2 separate regions of the Homo sapiens genome follow, and region 2 is linked to region 1. A link is an interaction called in ENCODE POLR2A ChIA-PET data of the cell type or tissue named here. Cell type or tissue: K562. All regions are shown on one strand. Each heading gives the region's core, and the rest is flanking DNA. Links, peaks and the distances in the headings are about the cores only.

Evidence for each region. ChIA-PET counts read pairs that join two places held together with the same protein. Peaks named below come from ENCODE experiments on the same cell type or tissue, not always from the same donor. Only the 100,000 strongest peaks of a DNase experiment are listed, where the experiment ranks them.
Region 2: POLR2A ChIA-PET joins it to region 1 with 6 read pairs; 3 of 35 experiments call an interaction of 5 or more read pairs at or near these places.

Annotation. Positions count from the first base shown.
Region 1 is chr9:98,786,403-98,791,774 of GRCh38, forward strand. It overlaps ANKS6 (ankyrin repeat and sterile alpha motif domain containing 6), which reads right to left. Exons shown (of 15, transcript NM_173551.5): 2 at 3,702-4,204. Among named protein-coding and RNA genes, the nearest start is that of ANKS6, 7.5 kb to the right of the region's middle. RefSeq lists a silencer at 4,992-5,041. In K562, for the core only: a CTCF peak has its summit at 4,948 (motif pointing left); a DNase peak (open chromatin) is centred at 4,949.
Region 2 is chr9:98,246,174-98,251,545 of GRCh38, forward strand. All of the region lies in intron 2 of TBC1D2 (TBC1 domain family member 2), which reads right to left. Among named protein-coding and RNA genes, the nearest start is that of TBC1D2, 6.8 kb to the right of the region's middle. RefSeq lists enhancers at 1,656-2,573, 2,574-3,490. In K562, for the core only: no CTCF peak of the experiment used is centred there; DNase peaks (open chromatin) are centred at 2,344 and 2,848.

The sequences.
Region 1 (5,372 bases), core at 143-5,142:
TGCCTCTGCTTCCAGAACAGCTGGGATTACAGGCACCCACCACCGCATCTGGCTAATTTTTGTATTTTTAGTAGAGATGGGGTTTCACCATCTTGGCCAGGTTGGTCTCGAACTCCTGACCTCGTGATTCACCCACCTCCGCCTCCCAAAGTGCTGGGATTACAGGCGTGAGCCACCACACCTGGCCAGAATCCCAGAATTCTTCATGGAAAGTACGGACACTGCCATGGGACACAGTATATCAATTTTGCCTGTGAAATACTATCAAGAAACTATTCTGCACCTGACTTTTAAAAAAAATATGTCATGTTCTTTCAAGTATTCAAGAACCAACTTTGCTGTGGGGTGGGGTCTTCTCATGCCAAGACCTTTTCACAGAAAAGAGTGTCACCTGGTCTTAGTGTTGGCTGCTAAGCAACCATCTGACACAAGTTAATCACTGACAGCAGAGCCTGGCCCCAAGAGGCAGGGGCAGCTGTGTCCTGACACCCAGTGACTCTGGGCAGGTCCCTTCCTCGCTTTGGGCTTCAGTTTTTTTCGTCTATATCCAAGCAGTCCCAGGGACCCTGCCCCAACCCAAGGAAAAGAAATCAGCTCCAACTCCACACCACAACCTCAGTGGGGAGTCAGAGGTGTCGCAATGACAGTTACAGCATCAAAAGTACCCTGTCCTGCTGCTAATGAAAGGCAGAGACCAGGGGACCTCCAAGGCCTTGGTGGGGGCTGGATTTCCGGGAACTGCACAGTAAGAGCTGGGGCTCCTATTATTTATTTCATAATCTGTCATTATCAATAGCACAGCCTGCACCCTACCTGGGGCTCTTCCCAGGGATCCCCCAGGGCCAACACACTCCCTCAGGTCCTGCATGTCTGCTGCAGTCCCACCTTCTCAAGGTTGCCCAACCACTCCATTTGACACAGCAGGATGAATTGTCCCAGCTTTGCCACACCCAACCTCTTTACACTGCCCTTTTTTTTTTTTTTTTAACCCTGTGGCACTTACCACCTATCCTACTATATATTTAATATGCTTATTTCCTACTGACTGCCTGTCTCCCCTTATCAAGGCCAAGGTCCTCAAGGTCAGGGATTTGGATCTCATTTGTTCACTGATGTATCCAAAGTGCCTAGAAAGGTGCCTGATACATAGCAGGCCTCAGTACGTCTTTGTAAAGTATCGGAATGAATGTATCATCAATCAAAACATAATAGTTTCCATTTATTGGATGTCGTCTATGTGCCAGGGCACTGCGATGAAAATTTTACAGGCCTGATCTTACTATTCCTCACAAAAATCTCCCAAGAAAAGAGCCTTTATTATGACTATCTTATGAAAAAAGACACTGTAGTCCTGCAGGGCCAATTAAGATGACCAAGACCACCCAGGTACAGAGTGGGAGAACTGAGCCTCAGACTAGTTCTGCTCAATGGGAACATGACCAGATCCTGCTGGAAGACCCGAGGTTCGCTCCTGTCAAATAACGCCGACAACACTATGGAGTAATCCACTTCCCATGTGCTCCCTCTGGGCCAGGCAGGATCTCACATGAACCCCACAGCAGCCCTGAGGCGGGTATCACTCCAGCACCCATTTGTGGAGAAGGAAATGGGAGCTTGGTGAACTGAGGCAGCTGGTTCAAGGTCCCTTGGCCAGCAGGGGCACAGCCAGCATCGAACCAAGTGGACAGTGACCTTGGCCACATCCACCAATGTGTCTGAGCCACTGCATCTTGGGGAAATGAGGGCATCGCCATCCCATGATGCCAGGACAACCCCTAAAATGAGGCCTGTCAGAAGCTAAGCCCGAGGGCACTCCGTGAAGATTCAAGATGCAGAGGCTAAGGAAACCTGGGATGGAGAACGCATGCACAACAGAAGAGGCACAGCTCGGCAGGCACGGGCAGGTGCAAGTTCTGGAGTGTTCACTTCTGAGCCTGAATTCCCTCCCCTGCAAAATGGGGGAATACCCTCCTCAGAGGGTCCCTGCGAGGGTGAGGGGAGATTCAGCATGGCAGGTGTGCTGGGCACGGCAGGGCCTGGGAAGGGCAGATCCTTTCCCCATCCCTGCCACAAACAACCCAAACCTTTAAAGGAGAGCAATGGCCTTGTGTCAAAAACAAAAACAAAACAAAACCCTGTCCTAGGAGACTGGGGCCCTAATTTCTAATAGCAAGCCTTTATGAGTCCCTAACACTCTACTGGGCTGAGTATCTCACACGCCAGAGGATAACCTGCCTTCTGCTCACCACCACCCCGTAGTAGTTGTCATTGTGTCCATTTCACAGATGAGGCAAAGGCTCAGAAGAGTCATGTGTTAAACCAGCTTCTAGAGCCCATGCAGGAGCTGCAGGTGGGAGAATCACCTCTAGGTGCTCTTCCCATGGAATCCTCACCTCCTGAGTGTCACTCACTCAGCTTCCAATGGGTGTGTGACCTTTGACCAGCTTTCTTCCCTCTCTGGGCCTCAGTTTCCCACCTGGACAAAGTAAGAGGTCTCTTGGCTTCAGGTAGTTCTTCCTAAACTTCTTTTTCCTTTTCATTTGAGCATCCTCTTCATTTTTGCCACCTCTCTGTCATTACAGGCTTTTAAAACATGTTTATTTCAGACTTGTTCTGATTGGATGGTGTATTTCTTTTTTTTTTTTTTTGGAGAGTGTATTTCTAATAAGCATTTACCAAATTTTCAGCATCTCTTGATTGATGGGGCTATTCTATATTCTTTCAATGGTAACAAACTTAACACTTTCAGGTCTTTTTAGCCAATGTGCCTGAAGCTACTTTCTTCAGTGCTTGACCTCTCAGAGCTAGATGTTTATATACACTGCAGCCCACCTACTGTTACTCCCTGGCTGTGAGTCCTGCCGTCGAAGTCAGGCCTTTTACATAGACAGAGGGTACCAAGGCTGTGTGTTGCGATCTTATTGCAAACCGTGCATTAAAGGTTTTGAAACGTGGTATGTCCTATGGCAGATTTGCTAAGGATTGTTTAGACAACTCTTTACATGCCAGAGAGATGGCAAGAAGTTAAAAAAAAAAAAAAAAAAAAGATGCACTGCTAGATGTTTTTTAAAAAACTAATTTTCATCAATTTTACATGAACTAGTGTTTGAGAAATGATCAGGGCAGAGGAGGTCAGGCACACTATTGTAGAACAAGGGCTGGCAAACTATAGCCCATGGCTCAAATATATCCCACTGCTTGTTTTTGTAGTTATAATTTATTGGAACCTAGCCATACCTGACTCATTTACATATTATATGCATAGCCACACCCATTCATTTACTCATTACATATGTAAGGCTGCTTTCACTCTAGCAGAAGTGACTACTGTAGTTTTAACAGAGACTGTATGGTCCATACAGTCTATTTGGCCTTTTACAGAAAAAGTTTGCCAAACCTTGTTGTAGAAGGGCCCCAGAACCACCTGCATCAGAATGATGTGCTTGGGGAGAGCAGCCTTGTTATAGAGGCTTCCAGGCTCTTGCCCAGGGCTACCAAATCACTCTGCAGAGAGTGGGCCCAGAACCTGCATGTCACAGGCAATCCCCCCGATACTTAAGCACACCACTTCCTCAGTCTCAGTGGTCTGCAGGGCTGGACTCTGAGTTCTGCGTGTCCTTCCAGTAGAGCAATCCTCAGCTTAAGCCACATAAACACAATTTGGGGTCCTCTGTGAAGCCACGGGGGGCATGCAGCCTGACCTGTTTTGGGCCTGACGGTGGTCAGCGGGTCCAGGTAGTCTACAAGGTCCCTGTGCTTGCAGTCCAGTGCAACCTCGAAGGCGGTCTTCTCCAGCACGCTGAGGTGGTCAGGGTTGGCGCCCTTCTCCACCAGCTGCTGGGCCACTCCAAGCCGCCCAGTGAGTGCGGCCAGCATCAGCGGGCTCCAGCCCACGGTCCGGGCTGCGTGGTTGGGGTCCGCGCCCCACTCCATCAGTAGACGCACCACGGCCTCGTGCCCGTGCTGGATGGCAGCCATCAGGGCTGTGATGTCCAAGGGCTCATCCCTGCTGCCGCCCAACCCCAGTTGCTCGCCTGAAGGGTGGTGATGGTCCACAAAGGCACCGGCTTCCAGGAGCAGCTTCACCACACCCAGGTGGCCGCCCCGAGAAGCCACAGTGAGCACACTGGCCCCCAGCCGGTTCTGGGCATTGACATCAGCCCCGTGATCCAACAGGAGGTGTGCCACACTCACATGCCCAAATCTGCCAGGAAGATGGAGAATTAGTGACACTGAACACACAGCACTCGGGGGCCAGCTTATGTCATCCTTAATTGGCATGAATTATTAGTCCTGACAGCTGCTCATGATAAGAGGTCTTATTCTGGCGCCAGGCACTGTGCCAGCCACATGGATGCAGATGCATCATCATGAAGGTGAGCAGCTGCCCTGCCTGGGTTCAAATCCAGCTCTCCCCACCACCAGCTGCATGACCTTTAGGAAGAACTTTGATTTCTTTGTGCCTTCATTTCCTGATCTGCAAAATGGGGATATAACTGTACCTACTTCAAGGGTTGTTGGGGATTAAATGAGTTACATGTAAAGCACCTGGCTCTGTGCCTGGCCACAGGAAACATCACATCAATGTTAGCGATTGTTAGGTATTATAATTGTTCATGTTACGTTATTCAACGTGCCAAGGGTTACCCGGCTGGTAAGGGGTGGCATCAGGGTCAGGACAGGTCTGTGTGAATGCCGCTGCCCTTGCTTTTTCTCTTACACCATGCTGCCTCCTACATTTCAGACAGTCGATTTTATTCTGCTTTATAGCCTGGGAATCTGTCTCTCTGCCTGTGCTCTAATTTCCCCACAGGCAGAGCCCATGTCTGATTCATTTCTACCCTCCCCATCCCCAAAAGCACACACCCCATGCCAAGAGGTGTGGCAAGGTTGTGGTCAGCAGATAGGCTGGGCATTGCGGCCTGGAGGCCTGCTGCCACCTGCTGGCAGGAATGTTTGTTGCAGGCGGCTGAGGACCCAGCCTAGGCCAGATCTTCCTCAATGAAGTCACTGCTGGGCCCCTGAAGAGAAAGATCTGCACCCACCAACTTCCTAGTACCAGGAGAAGGAAAACAGGTACCTCTTCCCAGCAAAATCTCTTCCTTCTTTTAACACCAGAGGGCAGAAAAGTTCTGTTTTGTGGTGTCTCTGGTGGGCTCGGAGCTGTGTATCTCCAAGCTGGAAGCGGCCCTGGACTAACAAGAAAACAATGACAAGACAGGGGCTGTCTACTCCAGGTTTTCGAGACCACAAAGCCACTGTCATGTCTGCATCTGTGAGGCAGCTTTCTGGGTTTCTCGATGCTCAGCCCTCCTTCCCGGGAGCCAGTTTTGCACCTCATCTAAACCCAAGACCTCCCTCCTCCTGGCGGC
Region 2 (5,372 bases), core at 86-5,085, 540 kb before region 1:
TGATTAGACAGCCCCTGAGACCTACCAGGGCAGCAGACACTTTCCACTTGGAGCCCTCTTACTGGGAGACTGAAACATTTAGGAGCGGAGATTTGTTTTTGCACTATATCTGCAAAAAGGGTGTGGGTATAAAAATATTAAATATAATGATGGGGGTCAGGGGGAGCTGTTCAACCTACCTAAGAAAAGAAACTTAGCAGTAGTTCAAACAACAGACAGTGTATTTGTAAATTCCTAACAGGCTCCATCAGATCTGGCAGGTAGGCCAGCACTCACACTCCTCAAATGCGAGATCTTTGAGGCCCTCCCTTCCATGAATCCTCTCACCAAACACAGACTGGGTGTTTACCCTGAGGCTTGTGAGTGGGGCTGGAGAAAGTGAGAAGAATAAAAGCAGAAACTCAAAGCCTAAGGAGCAGGGAAGGGGAAAAAGTGCACACCTGGGGTCAGGTGCTGGGGTAGGGGCAGTTCTGGGAGGTGGAGACAGAGTCTTTCCAACCCAGGTCAGGGGAAACTTCCTGGAGGAGGGGCACTGCAGCTGGGCCTTAAGGACTGGGGTTGATTTGAATCTGCAGGAGGAACCAGGAAAGATCTTCCTATGCCAAGCATACAGGCAACAGTAAGGGGTTTCAGACCCAGAGCTGAGTTTGCGGGGAGGAAGCTGGGAAGATGGGGTGGGGAAGGCCAAACAGAAAGGGGTGTGGGTAAGTGGTTGGATCTCATCACGATGGAAACCAGAGCTCCTAGGGGTTTGAGCAGGAGGCTGAAGAACCAAACCTGGCTTTGGGTAGAAGATCTGTAGCTGGGCCCTGTTTCCATGGGGAGGGTGTTGCGACCTGGTTGCAAATCAGTAAAAAAAAAAAAAAATCAAGGGCCGGGCGCAGTGGCTCATGCCTGTAATCCCAGCACTTTGGGAGGCCAAGGCAGGCAGATCACCTGAGGTCAGGAGTTCAAGATCAGCCTGGCCAACGTGGGGAAACCCATCTCTACTAAAAATACAAAAACAAACTGGGCGTGGTGACGTGTGCCTGTAGTCCCAGCTACTTGGGAGGCTGAGGCAGGAGAATCGCTCGAACCTGGGAGGCGGAGGTTGCAGTGAGCCGAGATCACACCACTGCATTCCAGCAGCCTGTGTGACAGGGCGAGACTCCGTCTCAAAAAAAAAAAACAAAAACAAACACAAACAAACAAAAAAAAAAACAAGAAGGATACTCTCTACCTTGTCTCCTTCAGAGTTAATGTATACAAAAATGTTTAAAAAGCCGTAAAGCTGGGCTGGGCACGATGGCTCACGCCTGTAATCCCAGCACTTTGGGAGGCGGAGGTGGGTGGAGCACGAGGTCAGGAGATTGAGACCATCCCAGGTAACACAGTGAAACTCCGTCTCTAATAAAAATACAAAAAAATTAGCCAGGCGTGGTGGCACGCACCTATAGTCCCAGCTACTTGGGAGGCTGAGGCAGGAGAATCATTTGAACCCAGGAGACGGAGGTTGCAGTGAGCCAAGATCGCGCCACTGTACTCCAGCCTGGGTGACAGAGCGAGACTCCGTCTCAAAAAAAAAAAAAAAAAAAAAAGCCATAAAGCCCCATATTGTGGACTCACATCTTTCAAAGTAACCTTTAAGCCAGACTCTGAACTGATTCGAAAAAAATAAAATTTTTTTATTTATCAATATTTTAACCATCTTATTCTCCTTCATTCAAAGCAAACCAAAAAAACTTAACAGTTTCTCTAAGATTTTGATATCTTAGCAGTACTTCCCTAACTGCTAATATCTGTTTTCTTGTAAGTGCCACCTGTGGGCCTAGATCAACTCTGAGACTACACAGAGCCAAGTCCTGGGGGTTGTCATCACTGGTAGGTTTTACCAATGAGGAAATAGCCACTCAGAGAGGTTGAGTTTTGTGGCCAAAGTCAAAGCTAGCAGGTGACACCGTTATAGACTCAAACACGTCCCTACTTTTGCTTTTCCCATTAAACAATGTGGCTTATCAGAGCAGCCTTTCTAACAAGCAGATCATCTAAGACAGGAGGGGCTGCCCATGAAGGCACAAGCTCCCAATGCAAAGGAGTGTGCAAGGCACGGGCGGCACAGGATGGCGATGCCCCAACAGAGACCAGCACTTCCCACAGGAGGCAGAATCAATGACCTGAGGCTGCAGTCTGGGGCACCCTGGAGAAATGCCCTCCATGAGTGACCACACAGAGGATTTTCAGCAGCATTTATTTGTAATTCTCCTTTTACGTGAGCTCTGAGGGTTGCCCCACCACCAGTGGGAAGAAGGCGCTGCCTAGACAAAAAAAGGGCCTGACCCAGGAGGTCACTGCCTCCCTAGAGGGCCCTGGACGAGTGCCTGGCTGCCCCTTAGCTTTGGGAGGGCAGGTTATGAGTCTGCAGCCTAGGGTTTGAATTTCAGCACTGATGTTTTCTTACTACATGACCTAGGACAGGTCTCTTGACCTCTTTGAGCCTTAGTTTCCTGGTCTATAAAATGGAAATAGCACTAACTACTCTATAAAATTATTGTGAGGATTAAATAAGATGACGCATGTAAAGTGTTGGGGCAGCAGGCATATTTCATGACAGTACACATTTATACAGGTCCTTTGTAAACTGTAGCTTACTGTGGCAACTTGCTATTCTTATTATTATAAGTCTCGTGGGTTCCCTTTGATCTTTCTTGGCTCTGCGGAGACCGTTGTTTAGGTAAAGCATAAAATAAAGTTGTAAATCCTTAAAAGCAGGAGAGAACATGCCTTGCAGATTGCTCAAGAGCAGTGACGAGACACTTTTTACCAGAAGTCTCTGACTCAAAGTCAGACATGGGTCAGGAGGTTTTCAACGACATGGGAGCGGGCCGCTGCTTCCTCAGGAAGGGTGGAGGCGGGCGAGGTGGGGCAGCCTGCTCCACGTGGCTAATCCAGGCCTTGCTGACTTGCCCAAGACACCAGAAACATCTTTCTAGGTGGGCTGGGAAGGTTTTGCCAGGCCCTGGGTCTGGGAGGAGAGTGCAGGCTTGCTGCAAGGCGAGGAAAGGTTTCAAGAGGAGAAGCTCACGTCCCTGCTTCCTGAGTCTCAGGCAGCATCCTCCTCAGGAGACTAGAACCCAGGTCATCACAGCAACTCCACCCCTTTCTCCAATGCCCACAGCAGGGGCTGGCCTGGAAGAGGCCCGCCGTGTGTGCTGAAGCAAAGCCGCACAATTAAAGAACCTGCAACAGGTTCCCCACAGCAGAAGAGGTCTGAGGATCCCAGAGCCGTTCTTCCACAATCTGCTTCTTCAAATTTCAGTTAAGACACAGGAATTCTATTATTGCAGAGGTTTCTGCTGGCCTCTAGTCTGATGCTGATCTTTGCAGCAGCATCAACCCAGGCTGCAGTTTTCTGCAAAACCAGGGTTGTCTGGCTCCCTGGCAGATGGGGAGTGGGGGCTGGAGCAGAAGCAAAGAAACCCTTCAAAAGAAACTCCAAAGAAATTACTAATGATTATTAAGAATAAAAGGAACAGTTATTATACTAGTAACAGCACCTATATATGTTTGTGTATATACTATTATGATAGTAATAGCATGGGTGTGTTCTATGCACAGACATATAGACATAGAATAACAATATTATTAGGACAACTCCCATGTATTGAGCACTTACTATGTGCCTGAGGTTATGCTAAGGGGTTTACATTCCTTTCCTCATTTAATTATAAAGTTTAGTGTATTGACTTACACATTCATTCCACAAATATCCAATGTGCCAGGCAGGACACCAGGGAGGTGACACAGGCAACCAAAAAAAAGTCCCCACCCTTAAGGGCTAGCGGGTGGAGATGGACAAGGACGGGGGTAATTATTAATAGAACACAATGGAACAGGTCTCCCTTGAAGTGTTTGAAAAAAGTGTTGAGGGCCCAGAGAGAATCCAGCTGACAAAGTCTGAGAAGGCTTCCAGGAGGAGGCTGGCAAGAAGAGAAGGCAATGCTGGAGCTTGGCCATAGAGAATAAGCAAGAATTTGCCAGGCAAAGGAGAGAGAGCAGAGACTCTGCCGAAGCATCAAGCCCAAGGTGGGGACTGGGGGAGCAGGCAGAGGTGAGATCAGGAGGGATGAGCCCTGAGTGCAGGAGTGAGGTGGTGGGTGGCATTGGATGGCAGTGACCGGGTTCAGGGTCAGGTTTAAGAAAGCTCACTCAGGCTGCAGAGAAGGGGATGGGTTCTGGCATGGCCTCCACATGGGGATACTGGAGAGGAGGCCACTGTGACTTTGAGAGATGAGGTGTGACCTGGGCAGTGGCAGCGAGAAAGGCCTGGGTCTGATGTATGGGTCAGAGGGCAAAAATGGCCAGCACAGTGATTGACTGGACTCACTGGCTGGAATTGAGGAAGGGTGGAGGGCAACTACTAGTGGGTACAAGAGGGGAAATCTACTGAGAGGAGGGAAGGGAAATGGGGAGAAGGGTTGGGGCAGATGTACTCAGCTTTGGACATGCAAAGCACCCAGGTACAGAGGTCCAGGGGGTACTTGGTAACAAGTCCTGCCCTTGCCTATTTGGCCTCCCTGTCAACTGAACATGAAGCACTTTAGACACAGTGTGGCTTTGTACTGGGACCTGATTTTCCACATTCTTGCAGGGGCAGCTGTGAGGTGGTCCATACCGATCCTAAAACCTGCCAATCATGTTCCTGGCTGCAGCATGGGGGTGGGAGGGTGTGGTCTCCTGGACTCTTCCACGTTGGGATGATCCAGGATTTGGGATCAAGAAACTTCATTTGTGAGTCATCTGGGGGAAAAGGATCCTATCTTATGGGAACACCAGCGATAAAAATAATTGATCTGGCCAGGCATGGTGGCTCATGCCTGTAATCCCAGCACTTTGGGAGGCTGAGGCGGGTAGATCACGAGGTCAGGAGTTCAAGATCAGCCTGGCCAAGATGGTGAAACCCCATCTCTACTAAAAATACAAAAATTAGCCGGGCGTGGTGGCACGTGCCTGTAATCCCAGCTGAGGCTGCCTCGGGAGGCTGAGGCAGAGAATTGCTTAAACCCGGGAGGCGGAAGTTGCAGTGAGCCGAGATTGCACCATTGCACTCCAGCCTGGGCAACAGAGTGAGACTCCATCTCAAAAAAAAAAAAAGTCACTGATCTACCCAACTCACGACACAAATCTACAACACTGCATTTTCTTATTAACCCTCCTCACAGCAATTCTGTGAAAGTTTGATTTCTTGAGGCCTTCCATAATAGTCATCACAATAGTAGCTCACAAGTATTGGGTTCTGACCATGTGCAGGCATTGTTCTAACCATTTTAGGTATATGAATTCATTTAATCCTCAAAACATCCCTAAGAAGTAGGGATAATTTATAAACCTCATCT